2 separate regions of the Homo sapiens genome follow, and region 2 is linked to region 1. A link is an interaction called in ENCODE POLR2A ChIA-PET data of the cell type or tissue named here. Cell type or tissue: GM12878. All regions are shown on one strand. Links, peaks and the distances in the headings refer to the core of each region. The heading gives the core; the rest is flanking DNA.

Region 1 (9,321 bases), core at 568-8,567:
AGAGTCCTTTCCCTGTCTCCCTCCCAAAAAAGTGGAGGCTTTTAGCCCACCGGACTGGAGGGAGGGGAGGGCTCTTTCAGAGGAGGCCATCTTCATTTTGCAAGGAGAGGAATTCCGAGAGGAGGGCAGAAAGGTCAGCAGACGGGAAGGGTGGGGCAGGGCAGGTGAGTGTGGAGTGAGGGAGGCCCATGGGGGCAGCGGAAAACCACAGCTGGGCAGAGGACCCTTCTGTAAGCTTTTGTTCTGAGGGTAAATGATCAGGACCATGCCTGCTAAGAACTGTGGGAGATGGTAATGCAGTTGATCACTGCCTGTCTAAGTCATAGGGCTAGACAGGCCCTTAGGTCACCCAGTCCAACCCCCTCATTGTGCAGATGAGGTAACCGAGGCACACAAAGCAGAAGTGACCTGCTCGAGGTCACATCATGGGCAGAACTCACGTCTCCTAACCCCAGCCCAGGACCTTCTTTCTGATGAGAATCTGCTGAGTTGTATTTGGCATCCCACACCTCCCTGCAGGCACCTCCATCCCCAAGTGCTCTGTGACATTCTTCTCAGAAATCAACATGATGGGGTGGGTGTGGTGGCTCACGCCTGTAATCCCAGCACTTTGGGAGGTGGAGGTGTGAGGATGGCTTGAGGCCAGGACTTGGAGACCAGCCTGGGCAATATAGCAAGACCCCATCTCTGAAAAATAAATAAATACAAATTTGAAAAAATATATATTTTTTTGAGATGGAGTTTCACTCTTGTTGCCCAGGCTGGAGTGCAGTGGCACGATGTCGGCTCACTGCACCTCTGCCTCCCGGGTTCAAGCGATTCTCCTGCCTCAGCCTCCTGAGTAGCTGGGATTACAGGCGCCCACAACCATGCCCAACTAATTTTTTGTATTTTTAGTAGAGACGGGGTTTCATCATGTTGGCCAGGCTGGTCTCAAACTCCTGACCTTAGGTAATCCACCCGCCTCGGCCTCCCAAAGTACAGGGATTATAGGAGTGAGCCACTGTGTCTGGCCTAAAATAAATTTTAAAAAAGAAATGAACTTGGTGAATTTATTCACACTGAAGCCTTTAGTCCAGCATTCAGCAAACCTTTCCTACAAAGAATTGGTTGAGCCAGTTTATTTGAGACCAACCTGGACAACATGGCAAAACCCTGTCTCAACAAAAAATACAAAAAGTTAGCCGGGCACGGTGGCGTGCACGTGTAGTTCCAGCTACTTGGGAGGCTGAGGCGGGAGGATTACTTGAGCCTAGGAGACAGAGGTTACAGTGAGCCATGATTGTGCCACTGCACTCCAACCTGGGTGACAGATCAAAACCCAGTCTCAAAAAATACATATATTAAAAAATCACTATATGTCAGGAAATATTTTTCTTTTGATTTTTCCCAATCATTAAAAAATGTAAAACCCATTCTTAGCTCATGGGCCGTCTAAAAATGGACCGCAGGGCTGGGTTTGGCACATGAGCCATAGTTTATGAACCCCTGCTTTGGTCTAAGAAGTAAAGCTAAGGTGTCATGAGGAGGAGGAGAGAGTGTGCCAGGTGGGGAGGAAGCAGGGAAGGCTTTGAAAAGAAGGTGACATTTGCTTCAGATCTTGAAGGACTTGTGGGCATTGGGCTTGCAGAAGTTGAAGAAGGGCCTGTCAGGCCTGGGGGACAGTGTGAACACAGGCACGGAGGTGGAGGTGGGGAAGGCACTGTGGAGGTGGGGAAGGCACTGTGAAGGTTCAATGTGCCCTGCATGTGTGTGGCTTCTTCTTCTTCTTCTTCTTTTTTTTTTTTGAGACAGAGTCTTGCTCTGTCGCCCAGGCTGGAGTGCAGTGGCGTGATCTTGGCTCACTGCAACCTCCATCTCCCGGGTTCAAGCAATTCTCCTGCTTCAGCCTCCTGAGTAGCTGGGACTACAGGAGGGCGCCACCACACCTGGCTAATTTTTGTATTTTTTATTATAGACAAGGCTTCACCATATTGGCCAGGCTGGTCTTGAACTCCTGACCTCATCATCCGCCTGCCTCGGCCTCCCAAAGTGCTAGGATTACAGACGTGAGCCACCACGCCTGGCCCTAATTTTTGTATTTTTAGTAGAGATGGGGTTTCACCATGTTGGCCAGGCTGGTCTTGAACTCCTGACCTCAGGTGATCTGCTTGCCTCGGCCTCCCAAAGTGCTGGGATTACAGGCATGAGTCACCACGTCCAGACAATTTTTTTGTATTTTTTAGTAGAGACAGAGTTTCACCATGTTGGCCAGGCTGATCTCGAACTCCTGACCTCAAGTGACCTGCCCGCCTTGGCCTCCCAGAGTGCTGGGATAACAAGCATGAGCCACCACGCCCAGCCGTGGCTTCATTGTTATTGGCCAGCCCTGAATCTTTGACTGCTGTGTGTTCTTGCCAGAGGAAAGGGTTGCTTTTTTGAGGATGCCAGGAGACAATGAGCAAGGAAGGAGGCAAGGAAGAAGAGTCACTTGGGAGTCACAGTGCAACTAGCTGTGTCACCTTGAGCAAGTCACTTCCTCTCCTATGGTAGCAGAAGTTGGATGATAAGAGGGATGGATGCAATGATCTTTCAGGTCTCTTATAACTTTGATATCCTGGGACTCTGACTCAAGGAGAGGTGTTTTTTTTTTTTTTTTTTTTTTTTTTTTGAGCTGAGGTCTCACTCTTGTTGCCCTGGCTGAAGTGCAGTGGTGCGATCTCAGCTCACTGGGGCCCCCACCTCCCAGGCTCAAGCGATCCTCCCACCTCAGCCTCCTGAGTAGCTGGGACTACAGGCGTGTGCCACCACGTCTGGCTAATTTTTGTATTTTTTTTTTTAGTAGAGACAGGGTTTTGCCATGTTGCCCAGGCTGGTCTCGAACTCCTGAGCTCAAGCAATCCACCTGCCTCGGCCTCCCAAAGTGCTGGGATTACAGGTGTGTACCACCGCACCTGGCCTTCTAACTTGAGGAGAGGTTTTAATCGTGCCGGTGAGAGAGAAGGAGGAACCCCAGGAGCTCTCGATGACTTCTGGAGCCGAGGCTGCCCTCCCTGTCTGGCCAGGCCCTGGTAGGCTGTCTTCCCACCTCATCCTTTCTGGCACCCCTCCCTTCTGTGAAAGGGATGCTGGAGTACTGCTCTTGTGCCTGAAGTACTGTCCTTTGCTTTTGCTGGCCTGGGGATTGGCCAGTGGCAGAAGGGCGCATTTGGGAGGGGCAGCCAGTGCCAAGCAGGCAGCAACCACACCATGGCCCCTGCTGCCCAGGAAAGTTCCAGATCTGAGCAAGGAGGCTTCACGTTAGTTTCTAGGACACACACTGGGCTGGCAGGGACCTTGACAAAGAACACTGTCCCTTCAATAAAAGTTATCTGACTTAATATCCTGTGGGTACCAACATAGATTATCCCAGCTTCTAAAAAACCCACTAATGAATTTAATTAGTCTCTAGTCAGTGTTTGTTTTTTTGAGATGGAGTCTCGCTCTGTCACCCAGGCTGGAGTGCAGTGGCGCGATCTCAGCTTACTGCAACCTCCCCCTCCCAGGTTCAAGCGATTCTCTTGCCTCAGTCTCCCGAATAGCTGGGATTACAGGTGCACGCCGCCACACTCCGGCTAATTTTTGTATTTATAGTAGAGACGGGCTTTTGCTGTGTTGGCCAGGCTGATCTCAAACTCTTGACCTCAGGTGATCCACCCTCCTTGGCCTCCCAAAGTGCTGGGATTATAGGCATGAGCCACCGCACCCGGCAATATCTTTTAACATTCTTAGCGAGAACACCCTGCACATCTTGGGGTCTCTACAGCTACTGTATCTCCCCATAGTCCATCAATTTCTTTACTTTGGGGTGGCTCTGGGATTCACCTCCTGGTTCCAGCTACCCTACCTGGTCTCCCTCCATCTCCTCCACTCACAGACCCACTCTTATTTTATTTATTTATTTATTTTTTTGAGATGGAGTGTTCACTCTTGTCGCCCAGGCTGGAGTGCAGTGGCGCGATCTCAGCTCACTGCAACCTCCGCCTCCTGAGTTCAAGTGATTCTCCTGCCTCAGACCCACTCTTATACCCAGACCAAACTGCCCTTCCTAAAGGGCTGCTTGTTATGCCCCTCCCTTGCTCAAGAATCTACAGTAACTCACAGTCGCTTTCCATATTAAGTTCTCATTCCACAGTTCCAGGGATCCACTTATCCAGCTTCCCAAGCAATGTTCCTCTCTCCCTCTAATCAAACTGGTTTCTTCTCTCTACCATACATTTTATATTTGTTGCTTTTGTCCCCTCAGCCTTCATTTCATCCCGCCACCTCCATTTCCCTTTCTTCCTCTATATCTAGGTAAAGACATGCTAAATGTTTAATGAACTACCACAGCCCCAGAGTAACGAATCAGACCAGGGAATTGGAAAACACACTGGCCAGGCGCGGTGGCTCACGCCTGTAATCCCAGCACTTCGGGAGGCTGAGGCGGGTGGATCACTTGAGGTCAGGATTTCAAGACCAGCCTGGCTAACATGGTGAAACCCCATCTCTATTAAAAATAAAAAAAATAGCCGGGCGTGGTGGCACACACCTATAATCCCAGCTACTCAGGAGGCTGAGGCACACCCTGGAGGCGGAGGTTGCAGTGAGCCGAGATCGCGCCACTGCACTCCAGCCCGGGTGACAGAGTGAGACTCCGTCTCAAAAAATAAAAAAAGAAAAACACGTTTCGGGCTAACAGAGAGCTTTTGCCTACATTAGCTCATTGGCCTTTTGCAACAACCCCTTGAGCTAAATAGGAGATCCCTGTTTTACAAAAGAGGAAAGTGACCTGCCTCAACCCCAAGGCAGAGCTGGGGCTTCTAGCTGGAAAGCCGATGATCTTAGGATCTGCAGGGGCTTCTGGGGGCTCTCCTAGGCTGGAGCTGGCAGACCGTTATACTGGGGTTTAGTGGCTGCCCCACACTTGGGTTTCTCCCTTTTCCTGCAGTGGGTTCTCCCGTCATTGGCTTAGTGCCACTGTCCTGTGCTTCGTGCATGAAGCACTAGAGATGGTGATGTGGTGGCCGCAGGCACTTCCAGGGGGTGCTCTTTTGGCCTTCTCAGAGCAGCTGGGGAAATAGGTTCTCTTTGTCACTAACCCTCCCCCTCCTCTTCCTCCCCTATGGGGCTTCTGTAGTGTAGTGCTCTTTCTTGCCACATAACCACAACCCAAAGTGCTGGGGCGGGGTGAGGACAGGGGATCCAGTGCGCTGCACCAGCCGCAGCAGCCTGCTCCTCCCTCCCTGCCAGGTCCCCAGCCCAGGCAAGGAGTCAGCCCCTTGCCACCCAACAACTGGAACCCTCCAGCCCCACCCTGTGTATTCTGGAGCCAGTGGGGTCCACCGTCTGGAGCTTAATGGGGCCCACAGCCCCTGTTGCTCTCTGGGAGGTCACCTGAAACTCATCATCTGGATGAACGCTTTTTAATTTTCAAAGTGCTTTTCCACTGCCATCTTTATTCACCCGAGACTCCCTGGTGAGCACCTGCTAAGCCTGGATTACTCACAACCCTCACCTGCTCGAAGGATGACAGAAACCACAGCCCAGAAAGATGGCCGACTTTTCCATGGTCACACATCTTGCTAGGATGCAGCCAGAACGCCTCCCTCCTCCTCCCCGGCCCTAGGCAGTCTACACTGTGGGTGGGCTGTGGGTCCCCTGGAGAAAGAGGAAAAAGCATCTCTTTGCCTGGGACCTGCCATCTAATCACTCCTCCTCTGGGACAGATCAAGGCCTGCAAAGAAGGTAGGGGAAGAGGCGAGCTGAGCAGGGTGTGAGAGCGGGGGCTGTAACTGGGGAAGAACCCTGGGCCCACCTCACCATCAGAGTTGGGAGAAACCCTATGCTGGAATCAGGTGGTGACAGAGGAGCAAGGAAGGAAACTGGGTTTCTTGTAAATAAGCACAGAGAAACCCCAACCAACAGAGCTTGCAAAACCTTTCTTTTTTCCCTCCCTCTTCCTGGTTTCATCTCAAATGGAGTGGCTGGTAGAAAGAAAGGAATAGGAGAAAGAGCTGACAAAATAGCGGTGACTAGGGCCCCTTCACTGGGCATTTGCTTAAGTAGGAGGGTTAGCTCACTCATTGGAGTCCAGCCATAACTGGACTGAGGTTTGGGGTTCAAGTCCTGTGGATGGGTGAATTCTGCTCTGTTCAGGACTACAGACTGGATATAGTCCTGACTCTGGCCTTCTGTCTCTTAAATCCACGCCACTGGTCACATGGTACAGCAGGCAGTTCCCTGCTTGATGACTATTCGCCTGAGGACGGGCTGTTTTTCAGTCGAGGGTACAGCTGTTCCTGGGGTAGTTTCCATTTTGCTTGTGGTTGTGGGGGAGGGGTGTTGAGGGAGTGGGAAATGGCATGAAGGAAATTGTCACTTCCTTTCCAGAGAATTCCAGAAAGGTTTCATGGAGGATGAGGTATTTCAGGAGTGAGAGCTGGCTCCAAGGGGACAAGGAACCGGAGAAGGAGAATTGTGCTTTGTGGCCCAGCTGACCATCTGGCCTCCATGTTTCCTGGCATGTGCGAAAATGCCACGGGTGTTACCAGCAATTCTGTGAGAGCCATTGGCTCAGCTGAAAGGGTGTAGATTTAAACTCACTCCACGGAGACTGTGGACGTGGCTTTCACATTGGGGCTATTTCCTGTAAGGGAGGCCCAGATGAGTGGTTGCTGGACACTGCTTGGTATGTTTCAGTGACAGCCCCAGGAAGGGTCTGTGCATCTAAAGGGGGCCGAGTTGTGACACAGGAGCAGCCCAAACCACTTCTATTTTGCTTCGGTTTTGAAATGCAGTCAGAGCCACAGAGGTGTGTATTTGCAGGCCAGGAGGTCGGCGCCTTTGCCTGCACACTCCCTCTTAAGGTCCATACACTCAGAGGGCACCCAGGGGCACATACTTTCTCGCAAAGGCTTTGCTTTTGGCCCAAGTAAGACAGGCGCTGGGAGTCAGAGACCCTGTAGGGCCTCAAAGGGTGTGAAGGGAGTGGAGCTCTTGCCACCCTGCGAGGGGACTGTGACTGGAGCAAGCTGTGAGCTGTGCAAGCATGGGGCAGGGTAGGGGAATTCACCACCAGTTACTAAGGGTTCACAGGCTCCTCAATTCCCCGAGCCAAGTGTCCGTGTGTGCTCCCTGATTTGTCTACTTGCTGGGGAGGCAGCATCCAGGGCTCTAGGCTACTGAAGCTGCGTCCCAGCCAAAGGGCCCACTGGAGAAGGGAGCCCCTGGTGGGGGCCTCCCTGGCCCACAGGGCGCACCTCCTATGATGGTGGCATCTTTGGTTTCGGGTTCCTGGGAGAAGGAGGTTATTTTGAAGGACTGAAGGGGGGGTTCACTCCTCTGCTGGGGAGAGTGAGTGAACATGCAAATGAGCCTCTCTCCACCTCTCACTTTCAAATCCTCAAACATCTCAAGGGGGAGGGGGAAACTTTCTGGACTGGACGGTTAGGGCGGATGGTTTCTCAGCCTTGGCCAAAAGAGTAGGACAGCTACTTCCTCCCCCTCCACCCCTTCAAGACCTTAGCTTCAGGCTCAGGGTAGACGATCACCAGGATGAGCCTCGGGTGCTGGGTATAGCTTCACAATACCTCACAATCCCGAGGCAGCAAAGCCTGCACCCACCAAGTCCTGGATTTTGCTACCTCAATATGTGGACACAGAAAAGAATGCCCTGGGAATCGTCTCTCTTTGATTTCAAACCTCTCTGCATTGGTGACCAAGGATTCCATTCAATGCAGTGCAGGGCCCTGGCTGCCTCCCTCCCCCACCAGCTCCCTGGCACATGGACTTTGGGGGTCTCATCCCCGGGACCCATGGGCCACATATCTAGCTGGGCCTGGCATTCTCTTCCTGAGAACCCCACCCCCATCTTCAGCACAGCCACTTCCAGCCAGCATTAGCTCAGGTTTGTCATTCTCACGAAGGCAGCTGAGGCTGGCCCGGAGGAGGAACTGACAACTGAGCTTGCGGCTTTGCTGGCCAGACCAGGGCAGCCCTTTGACACACAGAGGCTCTCGTGCACACGTCTCCACGCTTGGGACACATGCACACACCCTGCACACACATATACCTACAGTGCGCTTGCACACCCACAACCAACGCAAATAGCGCACCTGGGTAAATGACAATGCAAAAACATACAGAGGTCACCCCAGAAGGTATGCACATTTTGCTCATTCTCGTGTAAGGCAGAGTACGTGACACCTACCCGCATCCACCGTATACAGATAAACGTTGCCCAGAAAACACACCTCACAGATGCTGACTGACCCATACCACCAATCTATCCATCCATCCATCCATCCATCCATCCATCCATCCATCCAGCCATCCATCCAGCCATCCACCCACCCACCCATCCACCCATTCATCCCTTCATTCATTCCACAAACACAAATTGAGTGTCTGTTACATGCCATACATGATGCAAGGTGCTAAGGTTTCATCAATGTCCAACACAGTTGTTGCTGCCCTCAAGGAAGCCCCTGTCTTATGGGGGAGGTAAGGAAGGTACATAAAAGTAGCCCAGGCAGACAGCACCAGCAGTGAACTCGCAAACATGAAATCCTGATCTGGAAAGAAGAGATGAGCAAGCCCGAAGGGAAGGGCTACAGCGAGTGACCTTGGGGGAAGGGACACACACAGGAGTTTCATGTTTAGACAAAGTGGGATTAGGTGAAAGTGATCACCTTTAATTTGATTAGTATGAGAATGTTTCCTGGGGGCAGGCAGAAGGCCTGTGGGAGGGCGGGAGCTGCTGTGGAATGCAAGCCTTGGGGCGCTTAGGCTGGGGGGGCAGGGGGGACAGACCTTCCAAGCATAAATGGCCTTGGGAGGCTTCACAGACCAGTGGAGAATGGGTCGCAGGCAGGGTCTGGTGGGGGTGGGGTGGTGGTGGGAGGAGTGAACCTGGGGCAAGGGCTGCAGTTTCCCAGGCGCCTCCTCCCAGTACTCAGCCTCTCACTCGTCCAAAGGGAAATTCAGACCTGAGAGGTTGAGTTGAGCGACTTCTCCCGACTTTTTGTTGGGGTGGGTGGAAAGGTGTGGGGGTGAGGGTGAGGGTGGGGGTGGGGCAAAGGCACGGCCAGCCCTGTGGGCTAACGGAAAGGAAGTAGGAGAGGCCTGGGTGTCTCCTGTGGGGGAGAGCGGTCATCAGGGAGGTCACCGTGGTCCCCCTCCCTTTCCTCCCCTTTGCCCCTCTCTGAAGTTCCTCATTTCTTTCCGGGCCAGGATAAGGTTTGCCCACCCCGGCACTGCCAAGGGAGTGTCAAGGAGGTGGAGTGCAGTGTGTGGCTTCTGCTATGGTGCATGGACACACCC
Region 2 (9,321 bases), core at 982-8,981, 170 kb after region 1:
ACTGTTTAAACTGCATATACAATGCTGGGTTAATAGCTATGGTATAAAATGGAAGACAAATTCTTTGTCCTCAAGGAATCAACGGTGAAATAAGATTTTAAAAAGCTCCTCTCCCCCTTTGGACTTGCCTTCAATGCTGTTTCCCTTTCATCTCTCCTTTTCCACCTTGTTCCTGGTCATTTTCCTTTCTGCCTTAGAGATTTTTCTGATGCCTTTTTAGATTCCTGGTTTTCCATCCATCCTCATGGCTCTTCCCCAACTCTGCTTCTGCTAGCATCCTCCAATTCCAGATCTTCTCTCACCCCAAGGGTCTCTTACCTCCAGGTCATATTTGGCCATAATTGCCTTTGACTTGGCCCATTTCCCACTGTTTTGGTGCTTAAGGCTCATTCTTTCCTAGAAAGAAAGGACAGAGTGAGATTTACATCTTTAGTGCCTTCCAAGGAAAGCTGGTTCAAAGGGGTGGGGGTGGGGCAAGAGGTAGTCTCACCATCATTCTGGCCTTTTCAATTTTTTCCAGTTCTTCTAGTGCTGCAGCTGGATTAACCTTCCGCAGCTGCTCAAACTCTTTTAGGGCTTTCTTGGCCTTTCCTTTCTTCACGACTTTGTGATACCTGTAGGGGTAGGAGGGAAGAGTTTAGCAATTTAGCTGAAGCACGGATGTCATAGGCACAAGTGCCCATACTACCCAATGGGTTCCCTAGGCAGGGGGCTGGAATGGGCATCATAGAGCTAGTTGGCTATAGGGAGTCAGTTTGGGACCTGACAGGACTGGCAAGATTCTTGGTACCCACAGTCCTCAGGGTGGACCTCTGCAGCTCAAAGAGTCTCCTTTGCCTCTATAACTCAAGGGAGGGGTAGAACAAGTTTCATTTTTTTTTTTAGACAGGGTCTCACTCTGTCACTCAGGCTGGAGTGCAGTGACATGATCTTGGCTCACTGCAGCCTCCACCCGCTGGGCTCAAGCGATCCTCCCGCCTCAGCCTCCTAAGTAGCTGGGACTATAGGTGCACATTACCATGCCTGGCTAATTTTTGTACTTTTAGTAGAGATGGGGTTTCGCCATGTTGGCCAGGCTGGTCTTGAATTCCTTACCTCAAGTGATCCACCTGCCTGAGCCTCCCAAAGTGCTGGGATTACAGGTGTGAGCCACCGTGCCCAGCCAGTTTTGCCATGTTGCCCAGGCTGGTCTTGAACTCCTGAGCTCAAGTGGTCCATCCACCTCGGCCTCCCAAAGTGCTGGGATTACAAGCATAGCCACCACACCCGGCCGAACAAGTTTCAAAGAGGCAAAAAGGCAGGAAGGAAGCCCTATTGGCCTTAACAGCTCTGGAATTCAGAGCTGATTCTGCAGAACCACTCTGTGATGCCTTGGAAGGCAGAGAAAGTAACTGAATAGTCATCTTTTTGGCAAAACTGTATGAGGTTGGTTTGGGGGGAACAAAAGGCTAGTCACTCCTGTTTGGGACCTCATCTGCATGACTCTAGTTGCTGCATCAAAGGTTCTCTCCAAAGAATTCATGATGAACCACATGACTTTCTTCTGTGGAACCCAAGGCCAGTTCACAGGGGCCTCCTTACTTTTTACTTTTGATTTTCTTCTCTCTTCGAGCCTTGGCCTCATAGTAGGACTGCAGAGCCCGAGCCCTCTGAAGCTCTGCTCGTCGCATCTTTGCCTACAACAAATGAGACTTACAGTGACACCTGGGCCAGAGGACAAATGCTAGGAGAAGCGTGGCATGCCTGGGTGTGCTGAAGGGCCTATGACACACTTACCTCTTCTAGGCTCATGGCTCGGAGAGAGGCCTTTTCCACAGGGGTCAGTAAAGGGTCTGTCACTGGCTGCTTGTTCTTATGGAGGAGGTTGAAAATTTCCTGCTCCAGGGGAGTTCTTGCCTTAAAGAAGCAACAAAACATTCTGAGTCTTAAGCCATGCTCTTACAGCTTTCTCTCTTTACATTCCTATGATTCTCTAACTTATGACACTATAATTGGAATCATAAGTGGATAGGATTGGCTGTTACAGCAAGAGAAGGGGGTTCCAGTCTTGTTGTCAGAAGTATAAATAAAGCCTTATTTGATTCTTATATAAGACAACTTCAGCAGGGAGACGCTGAGGCTACTCTCTAATACTGCTGAGGGGGATCACTGTGTTCAGGTTACCAATATATGTTTTTTTTTTTCTTTTTTCTTTGAGATGGAGTCTTGCTCTGTCGCCCAGGCTGAAGTGCAGTGGCGTGATCTCGGCTCACTGCAAGCTCCGCCTCCTGAGTTCACGCCATTCTCCTGCCCCAGCCTCCCGAGTAGCTGGGACTACAGATGCCTGCCACCACGCCCAGCTAATTTTTTGTATTTTTAGTAGAGACAGGGTTTCACCGTGTTAGCCGGGATGGTCTCGATCTCCTGACCTCGTGATCCGCCCGCCTCGGCCTCCCAAAGTGCTGGGATTACAGGCGTGAGCCACCGCGCCGGCCCAGATTACCAATATATGTTAAACTGATTTCCATTCTCTTAAGAATCTAGGCACATTGCCCTTGAGTCCCTGTATTGTTATGTATCATTTGAAGCACATAACTATTACTTTATAGTTAGGAATCTCAAATTCATATCATAAGCCTTCTTTTAGAATATTTCTAGAGGGAAGGGGCGGTTAGTTTTTTTTTTTTTTTTTTTTGTTTTCTGAGACAGAGTCTTGCTCTGTCACCCAGGCTGGAGTCCACTGGCACTCCAATCTCAGCTCACTGCAACCTCCACCTCTAGTGCTCAAGTGATCCTTCTGCCTCAGCCTCCTGCGCAGCTGGGACCACAAGTGTAAGCCACCATGCCTGGCTAACTTTTTTTATTTTTTGTAGAGACAGGGTCCTGCCATGTTGCCCAGGTTGGTCTTAAACTCCTGGCCTCAAGCCATCCTCCTGCCTTGGCCTCCCAAAGTGCTGGGATTACAGGCGTGAGCCCAGCATGCCCTGTGAGATTAGATCTTAAGATAAGCATTATTTGCCACTGATGGTATACCTAGGACATATATCTGCAAATGTCTCAGAGGGGAAGCCCAACTTTTTTTGACCATAGCCAACTGCTATAAACCATGCATATAAGTGTTCTTGGTATCATTAATTACTGATGAAAGAAAATGAGAAAAAACATGGCATTTTTTTGGCAGAGTCTTCAAATGTAGTTTGTGGTGGGGTGTGTGTCTTAATTTCTTGAGCACAAAAGGATATTGCCTGAAAAAAAATATAGGATGGGCATGGTGGCTCAGGCCTGTAATCCCAGCACTTCGGGAGGCTGAGGCAGGAGGATTGCTTGAGCCCACAAGTTTGAGACCAGCCTGGGCAACATGGTGAAACCCCATCTCTATTTATTATGTTAAAAACAAACAAACAAAAAGACCTTCATGTAATCAGCCTGTTTCCTGATGGTTCAAGTTGAACTCTCCTCATTTTCTAACTTTGGCTCCAATTCCTCAGTTTCCAGTTAATTTTACATGCTAGGCAGAGTATGTATGAAACGAATGAACTGTAAACCAGTTATTCCACATGCTATCATGAGGATGGCTAAATATTCAGGCCGATCATGCCACGGTCCACATTCTGGCAAGGCACAAAGACAGCCCTAGGCAACAGAGCTAGTTTCAAACCTCACACACATATTATGTGTGGTTTTCTTCAATAGCCATATACATCGTGGTCAGTATTAAACTTACAAATATTTGGATAAATGCATAAACGCACATCATCACATGTTACACGATGCTATTGATTTAACCATAAAACTATTCTACTGAATAGTAAAGGTATATGTTCTTCCACTTTTAGTATTTGCAGTAGTGATCAATCTCAGGCTACAAAGTGATTTATACTACAATGTTGTAATGTCCCTTCAATTCAATTCAATTTACAAACATTTATTGATTGTAGCTATATTCCAGGCACTTGTATGGGGTGCTAGGAATACACAATTGATTAAGATAGTTCCTGTCCTCATAGAGCTCACAGCCTTTGAGAGCAGAGACATATACAACACAAACAGCATAACATAATGGGTTAAATACCCTTTATGTTACCCTTAAATAACATAACTGCTACGTTATTCTATAGGGGTAATCACAGAGGAAATTACCATTAAATATTATTGGGAGGTAGGTTAGGCTTAGGGAAGGAAGTGACCTTTTGAATTAGGCTTTGAGGCCTAAGTACAATTCTGTCAGGAGGAAAAAAAATCCAAACAGATGAGCATAAGCAAAAAACACAGACACAGGGAAAGGAGTGGTATGTAATAGAACAACGTGTTGTCCAGCATAGCTAAAATGCTACGTAATTTTATTTTATTCTGTAAGTGAACAGCCTTTGAAGGATTTTAAGCAGGAGAGCAATGATCAACTGTGTTTCAGCAAGAAAATCCTGCTGATTGTGTAGAGGATATATGTAAAGTTCCAAAGGAAAGGTTCAATGAGGGCCTCGATTAGGGCAGTGAAAATGAAAATGAAGAGAAAATAGGAGCATAAGGGCTATTACAGAGACAGAATTTGCAGGTCTAGCCCCCTGTATAAGCTGGCGGAGAGGGAGACAGTGAAGGGGTCAAGAAGGAATCAAATGACTGAGGTTTCCAACCTAAGTGACTGGGGTAGGGAGTTATGCTGTTAACTGAGTTGCAGAATGAAGGGGGTGGTATAGGTTTTGGAAGTCTGGGGAAAGGAAATGCGAAGCTTACTTTGGACTGGACTAAGTTTAAGGTGCATATGGGGGACCCAGGTGATCCCTGCTAGTCACATGGAATATGAGACTGGAGCTTCAAAGAAGGGGTTGAGAGTGATAGTCGAAAGTTATGAAATTTTCACTCCTGTAATCCCAGCATTCTGGGAGGCCGAGGTGGGCGGATCACGAGGTCAGGAGATCGAGACCATCCTGGCTAACACGGTGAAACCCCGTCTCTACTAAAAAATACAAAAAATTAGCTGGGCGTGGTGGCGGGCACCTGTAGTCCCAGCTACTTGGGAGGCTGAGGCAGGAGAATGGCGTGAACCCGGGAGGTGGAGCTTGCAGTGAGCCGAGATTGCACCACTGCACTCCAGCCTGGGCGACAGAGCAAGACTCCGTCTCAAAAAAAAAAAAAAAAAAAAGTCATGGAATTTACAGAGCAAGAATAAAAAGGACTAAGGAAAGCCAGAGAGAGAAAATACCCAGAGTATATCACAGAAGCTAGAGGGGAGAGATTTTTAGAATGAAATGTGCCAATGGTGTCAAATATGCTAAAGACTAAGAGGGCTTGGGATTTGGCAATTCGGAGGCCCCTCACTAATGCCTTTTGAGAGAAGTTTCAGTAGGGCAGTAGGGGAAGAAGGTGAGAGAGAGGAGGCAGCAGTGGAGACAGACCAGCTCTTCCCCAAACACATTTCTCATCAGATAACAAGATTTGCCTCCCCTGTTAAAAGCTTAAAATTCAATTTTTTTGAAATTTTAATAAAATCAGTTTGTACACCCTAAGTTAAATTAGATCCAACAGGTGTCTTCACCATTGTTTCATAGCCTTTTTTTTTTTTTTTTTTTGAGACAGAGTCTCGCTCTGTCGCCCAGGCTGGAGTGCAGTGGCACGATCTTGGTTCACTGCAAGCTCCGCCTCCCAGGTTCATGCCATTCTCCTGCCTCAGCCTCCCAAGTAGCTGGGACTATAGGCGCCCGCCACCGTGCCCAGCTAATTTTTTATATTTTTAGTAGAGACGGGGTTTCACCGTGTTAGCCAGGATGGTCTCGATCTCCTGACCTTGTGATCCACCCACCTCAGCCTCCCAAAGTGCTGGGATTACAGGCGTGAGCCACCACGCCCGGCCCATAGCCTTTATTTTTATTTTTTATTTTTGAGACAGAGTCTCACTCTGTTGCCCAGGTTGGAGTACAGTGGCCCAACCTTGGCTTACTGCAACCTCCGCCTCCTGGGTTCAAGCGATTCTGGTGCCTCAGCCTCTTGAGTAGCTGGGATTACAGGCATAAGCCACCACGTCCAGCTAATTTTTTAATATTTTTTAGTAGAGACGATGTTTTGCCACGTTGGTCAGGCTGGTCTCAAACTCCTAACCTCAGGTGATCCACCCGCCTTAGCCTTCCAAAGTGCTGGGATTACAGGCGTGAGCCACCACATCCGTCTGGCCTGTTTCATAGACTTTAAAATGCTAAAGCATGTTGTGACTCTCCGATCTCCAGTAGGGGCATGCAGCATTTTCTAGCAATGCCTCCTCTCCTCCTCTTGTGAAGGCATAATGAGAGACTAAGGTTTCAAGGAGAATGCCTTGGGAAATACCACTGTAGACAGAGAATAGTGAGGAGAGGGGTGAAAGAAGTTACCTCACAGCATTTCTAGCACTTTGCAGTTTACAAATGCCTTCTCATGCATTATCCCACTTAATTATTTGCAGCTAAACAAAATTTTAGGGAGCTGGACCAAAACTATAGTACAGACTTTCGATTTTCTTTTCTTTTTTTTGGGGGAGGGCGGGGAAAGAGTAGAGGGTTTTTTTTTTTCCTCAGGCTGGAGTGCAGTGGCGTGATCTCGGCTCACTGTACCTTCTGCCTCCTGGATTCAAGAAATTCCCCTGCCTCAGCCTCCTCAGCAGCTGAGACTACAGGCATGTGCTACCATGCCCGGCTAATTTACATATTTTTAGTAAAGACGAGGTTTCACCATGTTGGCCAGGCTGGTCTTGAACTCCTGACCTCAGGTGATCCACCTGCCTCAGCCTCCCAAAGTGCTTGGATTATAGGCGTGAGCCACCGTGCCTGGTCTGAGACTTGATATTCAGTTTCTAGAAATCCTAATACAGCATATACTAGTTGTTGGTACTTTGCAATCTAAGTTGTAAGGAGAGACCTAGGAGTTGCTAGCCACAAAGCACCCTCTGAACTAAGCACTTCCTTATTTCTCTGTGCCCTACTAGCATAATTTCTCAAAAGTCAGTCTTAGAATGAATGAACGGCATGGTATATTCAATGTATGACATCTGAGCCTCACTCTATCTTGAAGAGGTTGTTCTATTCTTAGTGTAACCTCCTCCACTACCATCTAGTTTTTATTTTTTATTTATTTATATATATATTTTGAGACAGAGTCTCATTCTATTGCACAGGCTGGAGTGCAGTGGCACAATCTCGGCTCACTGCAACCTCCGCCTCCCAGGTTCAAGTGATCCTCCTGCCTCAGCCCCCCTAGTAGCTGGGATTACAGGCACACACCACCATGCCCCGCTAATTTTTGTATTTTTAGTAGAGATGGGGTTTCGCCATGTTGGCCAGGATGGTCTCAAACTCCTGACCTCAGGTGATCCACCTGCCTCGGCCTCCCAAAGTGCTGGGATTACAGGCGTGAGCCACCACACCCGGCCCCATCTCGTTTTTAATAACAAACTTGGCATTTTCCTGCTATCTCCAAGATTACACTGTCATTTGGAAAAAGCAAGGTGGAGGACAGTGTGTAGTAGCATGCTACCCTTCTTTTTATTTAAAAAGGAGGTAAACATGAATATAGAAATAAAACTCTAAGACAACAACAACAGCAAACTTATGCAAGTGGTTACTTCTGGGTGAGTATGGGGGTAAAAATGATCAGATGGGGCACGGGTGGAATCAAACTTTTCACTACATATCTTCTATGCTTTTTTATTTTTGAATCCTACAAATTGTATTACCTCTGATTTTTTTTTTCTAAAGTCTCCCTTCATCCTGCAGCCACACTTTAAACCTGATCTCTTTTTCATGTAGAAAAGGAAGCCTCCTAGAAAGAGAATGGTAGTGACTTCAGCAAAAACATCAGAAACAGCTTATCCCCATAATAAGCAACTACTCGCTCAATTTCTAGCTATTGTGGCAAGCAATGTTTACTTTGATTAGCTTTAATTAGCTCAACTTCCCAACGCCTAAGAAACTACCATTCTTGGGTTTTTGGAAAGTAAAGAGGAGAAGCACAAAGAGGGCATCTATTTAAGACTAATCAGCCCATTATAGACTCCATACCAATGGTGTATTGGAAAAGTAGGCTAGCTGTTCTAAAGCAGTTATTCGGACTAAAAACCGGACTTCAGGGACCAACATAGGATTTCCAACTTCTAATTTTGCCAAGAGCATAACTACCATTTCACCCCCAATCCCATCATTTACTACCACCATCATTTCATAGAAGAAAAGATATTTCAACACCATTAAAATAGAATAACCTCATAATAAAAAAGAACTGGCAACATTACACCCACCAAACAAACATACTTAGAATTATCCTTTTGCTTCAGACACAAACTTTGTTAGGGGTCAGTGTTTGGGAAACCCAGCTCTAAAACATCAACCCCTGCCCTGCAGCTCAGAGTCATAGTAAGTTACCTGCTGAAGTTCTAGTCATTGCCAGCAACACATTATATTTTAATGCGGTATTCCTGTACAAGCAAAGTTTGGCTTCTGTTGTTCACATATCCTCACTAAGGCATCATTAATGTTATCGAGTTCCTGATTTCCCTAGGATCAGAATGTGGCTTTAAATGCTTTTTAAAAACTGGGGTAAAAGAAAGAAAACATTATTATGTTCCTGCTATACGGGCAATCACATGGTTTAACACAAAAACATGGAAATAGCAAGTACTGTATACTACAAGCAGATGAAAAGTGACACAGAGACCGGGCGCATTGGCTCATGCCCGTAATCACAAAACTTTTGGGAGACTGAGGTGGGCGGATCATTTGAGGTCAGGAGTTTGAGATCAGCCTGGCCAACATGGTGAAACCCCATCTCTACTAAAAATCCAAAAAAAAAAAAATTAGCTGGGCGTGTTGGTGCACGCCAGTAATCCCAGCTACTTGGGAGGCTGAGGCAGGAGAATTGCTTGAACCCAGGAGGCAGAGGTTGCAGTGAGCTGAGATCGTGCCACTGCACTCCAGCCTGGGCGACAGAGCAAGACCCTGTCTCAAGAAAAAAAAAAAAAAAGTGATCACAGAGCTATTGTGACTGGCTATCACATGACTGACAATGACGATGGGCAACCCCTTCTTTCTGAGCACTAAGCTAAAATGACTTATGCTGGGGTTTAGCTTAACATGTCCAATCAAATCAATTGCAGGCTCTGAAATCTCCAACTTATAAAATCTCACCTTTCAGTTTCATTTTGTTGTACTCACCTTCCAGCCACTGAGCACATGTTCAATGGGAGCAATGGCTGGCTCCTCTTTCTCCAGGGGAAAAACCAGCTGCTCTGCCTGCCGGTTCTTCAGGACGACAGGGTCCCATTTGGAGAGGACTTGTGCGGTTTTATTGAATGCTACTTCTCTGTGGATCTGAAGCAGGCAAGGC

What was found. ChIA-PET counts read pairs that join two places held together with the same protein. Peaks named below come from ENCODE experiments on the same cell type or tissue, not always from the same donor. Only the 100,000 strongest peaks of a DNase experiment are listed, where the experiment ranks them.
Region 2: POLR2A ChIA-PET joins it to region 1 with 5 read pairs; 4 of 35 experiments call an interaction of 5 or more read pairs at or near these places.

The regions. Positions count from the first base shown.
Region 1 is chrX:130,082,839-130,092,159 of GRCh38, reverse strand. The region is part of intron 1 of ELF4 (E74 like ETS transcription factor 4); the gene reads left to right. Among named protein-coding and RNA genes, the nearest start is that of ELF4, 23 kb to the left of the region's middle. RefSeq lists a silencer at 426-475 and enhancers at 5,333-5,502, 7,077-7,336, 9,057-9,106. In GM12878, for the core only: no CTCF peak of the experiment used is centred there; DNase peaks (open chromatin) are centred at 5,135, 7,399 and 7,933; H3K4me3 peaks cover 4,212 bases; H3K27ac peaks cover 4,203 bases.
Region 2 is chrX:129,911,750-129,921,070 of GRCh38, reverse strand. It overlaps UTP14A (UTP14A small subunit processome component), which reads right to left. Exons shown (of 15, transcript NM_006649.4): 6 at 9,150-9,305; 7 at 1,777-1,896; 8 at 1,582-1,676; 9 at 491-614; 10 at 319-396. The region is part of intron 2 of LOC105373335 (a long non-coding RNA gene); the gene reads left to right. Among named protein-coding and RNA genes, the nearest start is that of UTP14A, 10 kb to the right of the region's middle. In GM12878, for the core only: no CTCF peak of the experiment used is centred there; no DNase peak of the experiment used is centred there.